Linked DNA regions of Homo sapiens: region 2 is linked to region 1. A link is a contact called in ENCODE Hi-C or POLR2A ChIA-PET data. All regions are on one chromosome and are shown on one strand. The core of a region is the stretch at or near the end of the contact, and the rest is flanking DNA. Distances in the headings are between cores, read along the strand shown. Region 1 has its middle 53 kb from the start of MYB. Region 2 overlaps HBS1L (HBS1 like translational GTPase).

Region 1 (4,506 bases), core at 1,348-3,847:
ATTATTCCCTTTAGCTTTGGAGCACAGATCTTCAAACTTAAGCTTATGAAAGCAGGGATCTGGGCTCCACAACCACCAACTGTCATGCAAAGGGCCTCACATGGAGGGTGGAAAGACTTCATTTCCAGGAGAACCACAGGGGGTGCTTTCGGAAGCACTGTTTCATAAGGTGAACCAGTACAGTGGGCCAGGGTCACAGGATGTAGATTTCAGCTCAATATTCAAAGACCTTTCTCACCACTGGAGCTGCTCTGAAGTGAGGAGACTTGTTTCACATGGTTGTGCATTCCCTTCAATGGCCGGGTCCAACCAGACGCTGGTTGACCACAGTCAAGACATCATAGAAGTGAGTGTTCAGCGCTTGCTGCTGTAAATGCCACAAGACAGCTGAAAAACTCTGAAGACAAAAGACATAAGCTCTTGGGAGCTCTATGGCCCTGCCCATCACCTGGGACACCCGAGGACCCATTCTGGCCAATGTAGGGCAAGATTATATCCCCCTTTTACTACTGCGGCTGGTGCTGTATGGAAAGTGCCACTTCCTGACTGGAGGCCAACAAACCTAAGCCATTATAGCAACTCAAAACAGAACAACCCTGTCCCAAAGAAGGAGAAAACAACAGCTAATTCCACTGCCTGCAACACTCTGGCTAACCAGAGGTCCTGAGTCCATCCACATGACAACTTCACTGCTAGCATAACTAGCATTCAAGAAAACCAGCACACTAAACAAAACTACACCAAGGACTCCCAGAGTACACTTCACTCCCCTGCGACCTCTACTAGAGCAGGTGCTGGTATCCACAGCTGGGAGACTGAAGACAGATCACATCACAGGACTCTTTGCAGACACTCTTCAGCACCAGCCTGAAGGCCAGTAGTGCTACTGGGTGGCTAGGCCCAGGAGGGCAATAACAATCACTGCAGTCTGGCTTTCAGGAAGCCCTATCCCTAGGAGAAGGGGGAGGGGACCATATTAAGGGATCATCATGTGGGACAAAAGAATCTGAGCAGCAGCGCTTGAGTTCCAGATCTTTCTGCTGAAACAGTCCACCTAAATGAGAAGGAACCAGAAAAGTAATTCTGGTAATATGATGAAACAAGGTTCTATAACACCACCAAAAGATCACACTAGCTCTCCAACAATGGATCCAAACCAAGAAGAAATCTCTGAATTGTCAGATAAAGAATTCAGAAGGTCGATTATTAAGCTACTCAATGATACATCAGAGAAAGGTGAAAACCAACTTAAAGAAATTTAGGCCAGGTGCGGTGGTTCACGTCTCTAATCCCAGCACTTTGGGAGGCTGAGGTGGGCAAATCACCTGAGGTCAGGAGTTTGAGACCAGCCTGACCAACATGGAGAAACACCGACTCTACTAAAAATACAAAATTAGCTGGGCGTAGTGGCGCATGCTTGTAATTCCAGCTACTTGGGAGGCTGAGGCAGGAGAATCACTTGAACCCAGGAGGCAGAGGTTGCGGTGAACTGAGATCATGCCTTTGCACACCAGCCCGGGCAACAAGAGCAGAACTCCTTCTCAAATAATAATAATAATAATAATAATAATAATAATAATAATAATGGCATTTGCAGCAACCTGGATGGAGTTGAAGACCATTATTCTAAGTGAAGTAACTCAGAAATGGCAAACCAAACATCATATGTTCTCACTCATATGTGGGAGCTAAGCTATGAGGACTTAAGGCATAAGAATGATAGAATGGATTCTAGGGACTTGGGGGGAAGGATGGGAGAGGGGTAGGGGATAAAAGACTACACATTGGGTACAGTGTCCACTGCTCAGGTGATGGGTGCACCAAAATCTCAGAAATCACCACTAAAGAACTTATCCATGTAACCAAACACCACCTGTCCCCCAAAATTATTGAAATAATAAAAAATTTTTTAAAAATTTAAAAAAGAACTGAGTGCTTAACAGACAGACGATTGTGCTGCATGGAAGCCAAGGAATTCAATCCATTATGAGAGTGTTTATTTCTGGATTTATTAAGTTAAGGTGTCAGTTCTGACCATTATCCTTTATACAGAAGTTGCTTGGAAGTGGATCAAATAAGAAAGCAGAGAAAAAGAAAAAAAAAGTCCTGAAAGAACCCTAAATTAAATTAGAGGGTGATTATAATGGAAATATTAGATCTTTTATTTTATAATCACACATTATCTTTATCACAAAATATGAATTCTCGAGCCTTGTGAGTAACTTAGCATGTGTTGACCAAAGAGGGTTAGAAACCATTCCAGGAACAATTACCTGGAACAAAGAACTGAGCTTGTAGTAGCCCAGGGTGGCAGGGTGGGGGTTACTATACACATGTTCTATGAGGAGGGAGGCATAGAGAGATGAAGTGGAAAGAAATAAAGTAAAAAGCATCTTTTATATTTGTAAGTGGCTGATTTTTCTTTCCAAATTTCACTGCCAGCACTAAATTTACTATAAGCCAAGACTTCAAAGTCAACCTTAATTGTTTTAAAGAGAATGAAAAAGAAACAGGAAGAGAAATGACATCTTTTCACATCCTGAACAAGCCAGTTTTGACATTGATAGGGAAAGGGGGTTGATTCATAATAGGTCAGATGTGATGGGAAGCCAATAGTGAGACATTAGTTCCATTTGTGGTTTGGCTGTGAACTGCCAGGCTGCAGAGTGTGAGAGTGAGCCGCAGGCCCCGATTCTCGCCTTTTCCTCTTGTAATATAAAATGTCCTCATCTGTGGGACAAAAGTAGATGCATTTTAAAAACAGGGTTAAGAGTTTAAGGGAAGAAGGATATACATGCATCTCTTTATGTCTGAGAACAAGGAAAGTTACACCCATCATTGGAAGGCCTTTCTGAGAAGGTGACATTTGAGTTGAGCTCCAAATGACCAAAAAAAAAAAAAAAAAAGATATTTGAAGATCTCAAGGACAGTGTAGGAGACAGAGAGACCAGGCAGAGCCAAAAACAAATATGTCCCTCAAACACATACAAAAAAACTTTGCTGAGGGAGCAGCAACTAGTTTCTAGGTTTGAGAATATCTAGAAGAATCCAGGCTCCAACAATACAGCTCAGATTGTTCCTGTGGCTGTGAAGCCACAGCTGCCGTAGCCGCTGTAGCTAAAGAGGAAGGAGCCACCATGTAGGGCTGTGACTGACAGAGACCACTGGACCTGCACACTGGCTTGACTGGCCTTGTGGAGATTCTGGTTTTCCTAGCAGCTGCCCAGAGGGCCAGCTAATGCAGCTCTTACAGGTGGTGGAGTTCCAACTCCATAGGTCTACTTTGACCTATGAAAGAAAGGAGACAGGAAGGAGCCGACAGATGAATAGCTTGCTCTTCCTCCTTTCTGAGGGCCTGTTTCTAGATGTTTTCATACAGCCTTGGAGCAGTTCTGTGAGACCAAGTGATCAGGAAGACGGGCCAGCAGCGCAATGCACCCTCTGTATTTGCTCTCCCTCCTCTCCTGTCTTACATTCCTTTTCCCCTCTCTTGCCTCCTGGGATTGCACTCCCTAATAAAAAATTAACACAGAAGCTTTTGCCTTAGGCAGTTTTCCAAGGAACCTATTCAAAGACACATGCATTAATTCATTTCATCCTCACAGAAAGCTCATGAGGCAGGTACTCCTTTTTTGTTTTTTTTGTTTTGTTTTTTTTTTTGAGACAGAGTCTCAAGCCCACACGGTCGCCCAGGCTGGAGTGTAATGGCGCAATCTCACCTCACTGCAACCTCCACCTCCAGGTTCACACGATTCTCCTGCCTCAGCCTCTCGAGTAGCTGGGATTACAGGCAAAAACACCACCATACCCAGCTAATTTTTTGTATTTTTATTAGAGACAGGGTTTCACTATGTTGGCCAGATTGGTCTCAAACTCCTGACCTCATGATCCACCCGCCTCAGCCTCCCAAAGTGCTGGGATTACAGGCATGTAATCTGAGACAGGTACTCTTAATATCCCCATGATATAGGGAAAGAAACTTAGCACAACAGTTGTGCAACTTACCCAGAGTCCTGCAAGTGCTAAGTGGGCCAGCTGAACTGCAAACCCAGGTGATCTAGCTCCATAGCCTCTATATTGTACATCATGTAGACTCAGGCCACTCTCACAGTATAGGGGCTACATTCAAGATGGTCCTGCAGATGCTTTGACTTCGTAAATGAGCCTAGTATTCTCAGGGAGTGCTGCCCGCCTGTCCCTACCTTTTGGGAGAAAGGTCATGAAGTAAATTGTTATGACTCCTTGGCCCACATCGCTGGACTCGTTGCATTGGAAGGGACCTGGCCTGCATAAGTGTCGAATCTCTATCAGTGGTACCATTAACCTCTTAACAAACATCTATTCTGTGTGGAGTACTGTTTCAGGTTCTAAGCATTTCAACTAATCAGAGATGGCCATGATACTTACCCTCGAGAGTTAGGGAAACAGCAAATACAGAAAAACAGGCTAGGGCTAGGCACAAAATTGTCTTGTGCACCAAATTTAAGGTTGTGGGGGGTGTGTCAT
Region 2 (4,506 bases), core at 1,128-3,627, 98 kb before region 1:
GTTTCACTATGTTGCCCAGGCTGGTCTTGAACTCCTGAGCTCAAGCAATCCACCTGCCTCAGCCTCCTAAGCGCTGGGAATACAGGCATGAGCCACCGCGCCTGGCCATAAAAACTTTTAAGATGAATTAAAAATGCATGTATGTTAAATATTCTACTCAGAAGGGTAGGAAATGAAAAGCAAAAAACATAAGGAAAATACATTAAGTCATACCCAAACTTACAAAGTAATGAATTAAACCAGGAGAACTAATTACAGATCTTGGAACCAAAATTTAGGGAAGAAAAAAACAAATTGCAAGGTAATAAAAAAAAAAAAAATGCTGGGCAGAGAGAAAGGGGAGACTAGAGGAGAGAAAACCATACTGAAAATGAGAATAGAGAAGTAACTACAGACACAGAAAAATCTAAAAGAATAAGACAATGTTTGGTACAATGCACAACAAATACATTTGTCACCTTGGATGAAATGGACGTTTTTCTAAGAAAATTAAAACTTTCAAATTTGACCCCAGAATCTTCAAAAAGATAAATCCTATCATAAAACAAATCATTTCAATGCTACTGAATTATTTGAAGATGAAATCATTCTAAATTTTTTGTAAAACCATCACAAGAAAAACCAAAATCCAAAGAGCATACACATACACACGAATGCAAGTAATTTTATGAATAGATGAAACCATCTTAAATGTTAGCAAATAAAATCCATCACATTAAAAGAATAATCCACCATGACCAACTGGAGACGGTTCTTCATCATAAGACTAGAACAATACTAGAAAATCTACTAAGATAATAATAATGTCTAATGTTATCTAAAGCCTTTGGCATCTCTGGAGACAGTATTTTTTTCCTTCAAAAATCTCTTGCTAGCAGTAAATACAACAACAAAAATTATAGCTGGATCTTCTTCTTTTTTTAGTAACAAGACAAGCTGTTTCTAAAGCTCATATGGGAAAAAGAGGCATGTGAGATAACTCAGAAAAACTATAAAAAGGAGTGAAAAAAATAAGACAGCCTACCAAAAAATAGGTACTAAAAAGCTATAGTAATTTAAAAAGGTACTACAATAAATCCATCTTTCCATAGAGAAAAGATGGTGGAGAAATGGGATTCCTATGTTAGCCCTTAATAGCAGCTAAATCAAAGATACAAATGTAAAATAATGAATCTGACACAGATATGAGAAAAAATAATATTTTTTCAAAAATTATCTTGTAGTGGAGCATAACTTTCCAAAACCCTTAAGAAAAAAAGCTAATAAATCTGAATATATACAAATTCAAAATCTATCTTCTAACAAATGACCTGACACACTAGAAATCAGAAAGTGTTTTCCATGCATATAACAATTTTATGACTAATTTCCTTAGTATATAAATATGCATATGTGGATCCACACATATACATACACATACACACACACATACACAGACACATACACCTTAAAAAATCATGAAATGAGAGATAAACCAGCAGAAAAATGGGCAGATTAAGAATAGACAGGAAGAAAAATATAGCTTTATATATAAGAAATATAAATAAATGAAAAAACATTTTCCAATTATCAGGTTGGTATAATAACAAAAGAAATAATACCCCTATCTATAAGAATTTGGGCAGAAATGCTCATAAACTAGTGGGAGGGAAATCAATTTCTATTAAGGGCAATTAGGCAATATCTATCCAAAACTTTCAAGTATATAAACTCAATTTCTAGAAATGTAGGATGCTCATTTATTATTAGCAATAACAACTGGAACACTTAAAATGTTCATCAATAGAGGCTGTTTAAATAAATTATGGTACAATCATATTACAGAATTCTAGGTAGCTGTTAAGAAAGAATGACATTGATCTGTATATGGCAGCAAAGTTCTGCAAAATGCTTTATTAAGTGATACATATATAAGTGTTACAGTATATTCTCCATTTGTATAAAAATGTATACGTACATTCACATATGTGTAACATGCTAGGGAAACCTTTGGAAGAATAAAGAAGAAACAGTGTATTTACAGTGGCTTCCTCTAAGGAACAAGATTGTGGGACCATATTAGGAGACAGACTCAATTTTTACTTAAAAGCCTTGCCTACGTTTATGTGCCAGACATATTCTGAGTTGGGAATACAGCAATGAATACACAAAATTCCTGTATTTGTAGAACTTACATGGAAGAGGGGTGGAGGGAGAGCAGAGAGAAAACATAACAAAAACAAGTGTATATACAACAAACACAGAGGATACAAGTGCTGTGAAGAATAAAGCACAGTTACAACAGAAAGTCTATGTATGTGTGGGAGAGGAATTATGACTTCACATGGGGTGGTAATAAAGGGAGAACGGTGAACTATGGGTGCATATGAAAGTTCCCCTACCCCATGATTGAGAGTAAAGTGATATCGAAACTGCAATTCAAACAGTGATTAGCCAGGAGGGAAGGGGGAGAGAAAAAAGGCAAGCACTATAGAAGGAGAGGAAACTCAGGTAGGTGTTCTTGGGTAGGTCTGGGTAAACAGGTACAAAACAGAAATGAGTTCATAAAAGGGCTCAGGAAATAAAAGGATTTAGATAGGGAGACAGAAAATTAGATCTTTAGTTTAGAAAACTTATTCTGGCCGAAATAAACTGAAAAGTCAAGAAACCAGTTAGATGTTTAGGTAATTCTGCTAAAAGCTAATGGCCTTTAAGAGGAAAAGTAACAGTAAATAAAATAATGAAAACAAAAGTAACAATAAAGATGTAACAATAAAGAGGAAAAGTAACAATAAAGAAGAAAATAATAAAGAGGAAAAATAACAATAAAGAGTAGTGGGCCAAAAAATGTACAGTTGATTCTCATTATTCACAGGTTCTACATTTGTGAATTCACCTAATCACAATTTACTTGTAATCCCAAAATCACTACTCACTTTTGCAATCACTTGTGGACATGTGCAGAGCAGCGAAAAATTTGAGTCATCCAACATGCAATTTCACAGAAGGTGACGTCGGCCTTTTTGATACAGCTCTCATACTGTAAACAAATGTCCTTTTCATGGTCTACTTAGTGTCGCATTTTTTCCAGTTTTGTACTTTTTGTTGGTAATTTTGTACTTTTTGTTGGTAATTTTTAAAATGGCCTGTAAGTGTAGTGCTTAGTATTCTAAACACAAGAAGGCTAGGATGTGCCTAACAAATAAAAGATATTAGATAAGGCATGACTTCCAGTGCTGTGGGCCATGAGTTCGGTGTTAATGAATCCATGCTATACACATCCATTAAATAAGGTGTCTTTAAATAGAGACACATATAAAACAATGTTATGTATTCACTGATTGATGAAAATGTTATGAGAGGCTCACAGGAACCTACCTCTGTATTTCTTGTAGGAGCAATGGTTCAGTATTCATTAATTCAGTGTTCGTAGTGACTATAAAACATAACTACTGCAAATAACAAGAGTCGACTATATATGTATGCATATTATGTGCACACACACATACATTTACTTATTTATAAGGTGGGAATAACAGGAATGGTAATCAATTATGAGTAGCAGGTGAAGAGAGATGAACCAAGGATGATACTAGATTCCTGATTTTGGTTAACTAGATGGTGACAGTAATAACAAAGACGGGAAACAGAAGAGAAGGTGGCACCTTGGATGAGGAAGACAAAGGTGTCAGCTTTGAAGGGTATAATATGCCACACTGCAATAAAGATAATCATGTGCTGAAGTGTGCATATATCCTCCTCCCCTTTGACGTAAGAATCATATCTTTGTTCATCTTGGGTTATATCCTGCAACTAAACTGCTTTCCTTCACTCATCCAATATAAATTAGGCATGTCAATGTCGGAAATAAATACGCATTTTATCAGTTTTGTTTTTTCTTTTTTTTTTTTTTGAGATGGGGTCTCACCACACTGCCCAGGCTGAACCTGAACTCCTGGACTCAAGTGATAATCCCCCTGCCTCAGCCTCCCAAACAGCTCAGACTACAGGTACATGCCACCATACCCAGCTTATCATTTCCTTTGCCTTGCACTGTCATCTCTGCAATTACATCACCAATATTCATCACAACCTATACTTAAAGAGTGTTTCTATGTGAGTCCTAAAAAGTAAAAGAATATATAAAATTTTACCCCATGGAAGGCAAGAATTCTAAATGCTAAATACCTTAAAATAAAATTTTCACAACCAGGTAGTTTGTTTTTTAATTTGTTTATAGAAATAAAACAGTACTTTCAGCATAAATGAGTAAAAGACCATTCAGAAATATCAAGTTTATATAGAAAATCCTAATGGATAGATTGTATGTTTTTACATTTGATTTAGGAAAATCTCAGAATTTTAATTTCTTTCAATGTAGCTTTTACAAAATATATATATTCAAAATGTGACAAATTTTTTACAATCTAAAAATTAAAATTGTATAACTGCATAAGCTGAGCTTTATGTCATTATAAATATATAGGTAAAGGAAAACTAGTATAGAAATTCATATTAATCCCTCCC

What was found. A loop is a pair of places that touch in the nucleus more often than their neighbours do. ChIA-PET counts read pairs that join two places held with the same protein, here RNA polymerase II (POLR2A). Pooled maps may share reads with other maps.
Region 2: a loop to region 1 is called in a pooled map, with 4 times the contacts of the local background. The contact joins two enhancer-like sites. A Hi-C loop is called at or near these places in 3 of 37 single-sample maps with no recorded cell type and 11 of 50 pooled maps. POLR2A ChIA-PET finds 5 or more read pairs at or near these places in 10 of 52 experiments (CD4-positive, alpha-beta memory T cell, OCI-LY7, T-cell and 6 more).

Annotation. Positions count from the first base shown.
Region 1 is chr6:135,126,119-135,130,624 of GRCh38, forward strand. No RefSeq gene overlaps it. Among named protein-coding and RNA genes, the nearest start is that of MYB, 53 kb to the right of the region's middle. Within about 2 kb of position 2,598, at least 3 of the 41 ENCODE cell types and tissues checked have a DNase peak (open chromatin) inside an H3K27ac peak, as active enhancers do.
Region 2 is chr6:135,027,959-135,032,464 of GRCh38, forward strand. The region is part of intron 4 of HBS1L (HBS1 like translational GTPase); the gene reads right to left. Among named protein-coding and RNA genes, the nearest start is that of HBS1L, 25 kb to the right of the region's middle. RefSeq lists an enhancer at 2,406-2,465. Within about 2 kb of position 2,378, at least 3 of the 41 ENCODE cell types and tissues checked have a DNase peak (open chromatin) inside an H3K27ac peak, as active enhancers do.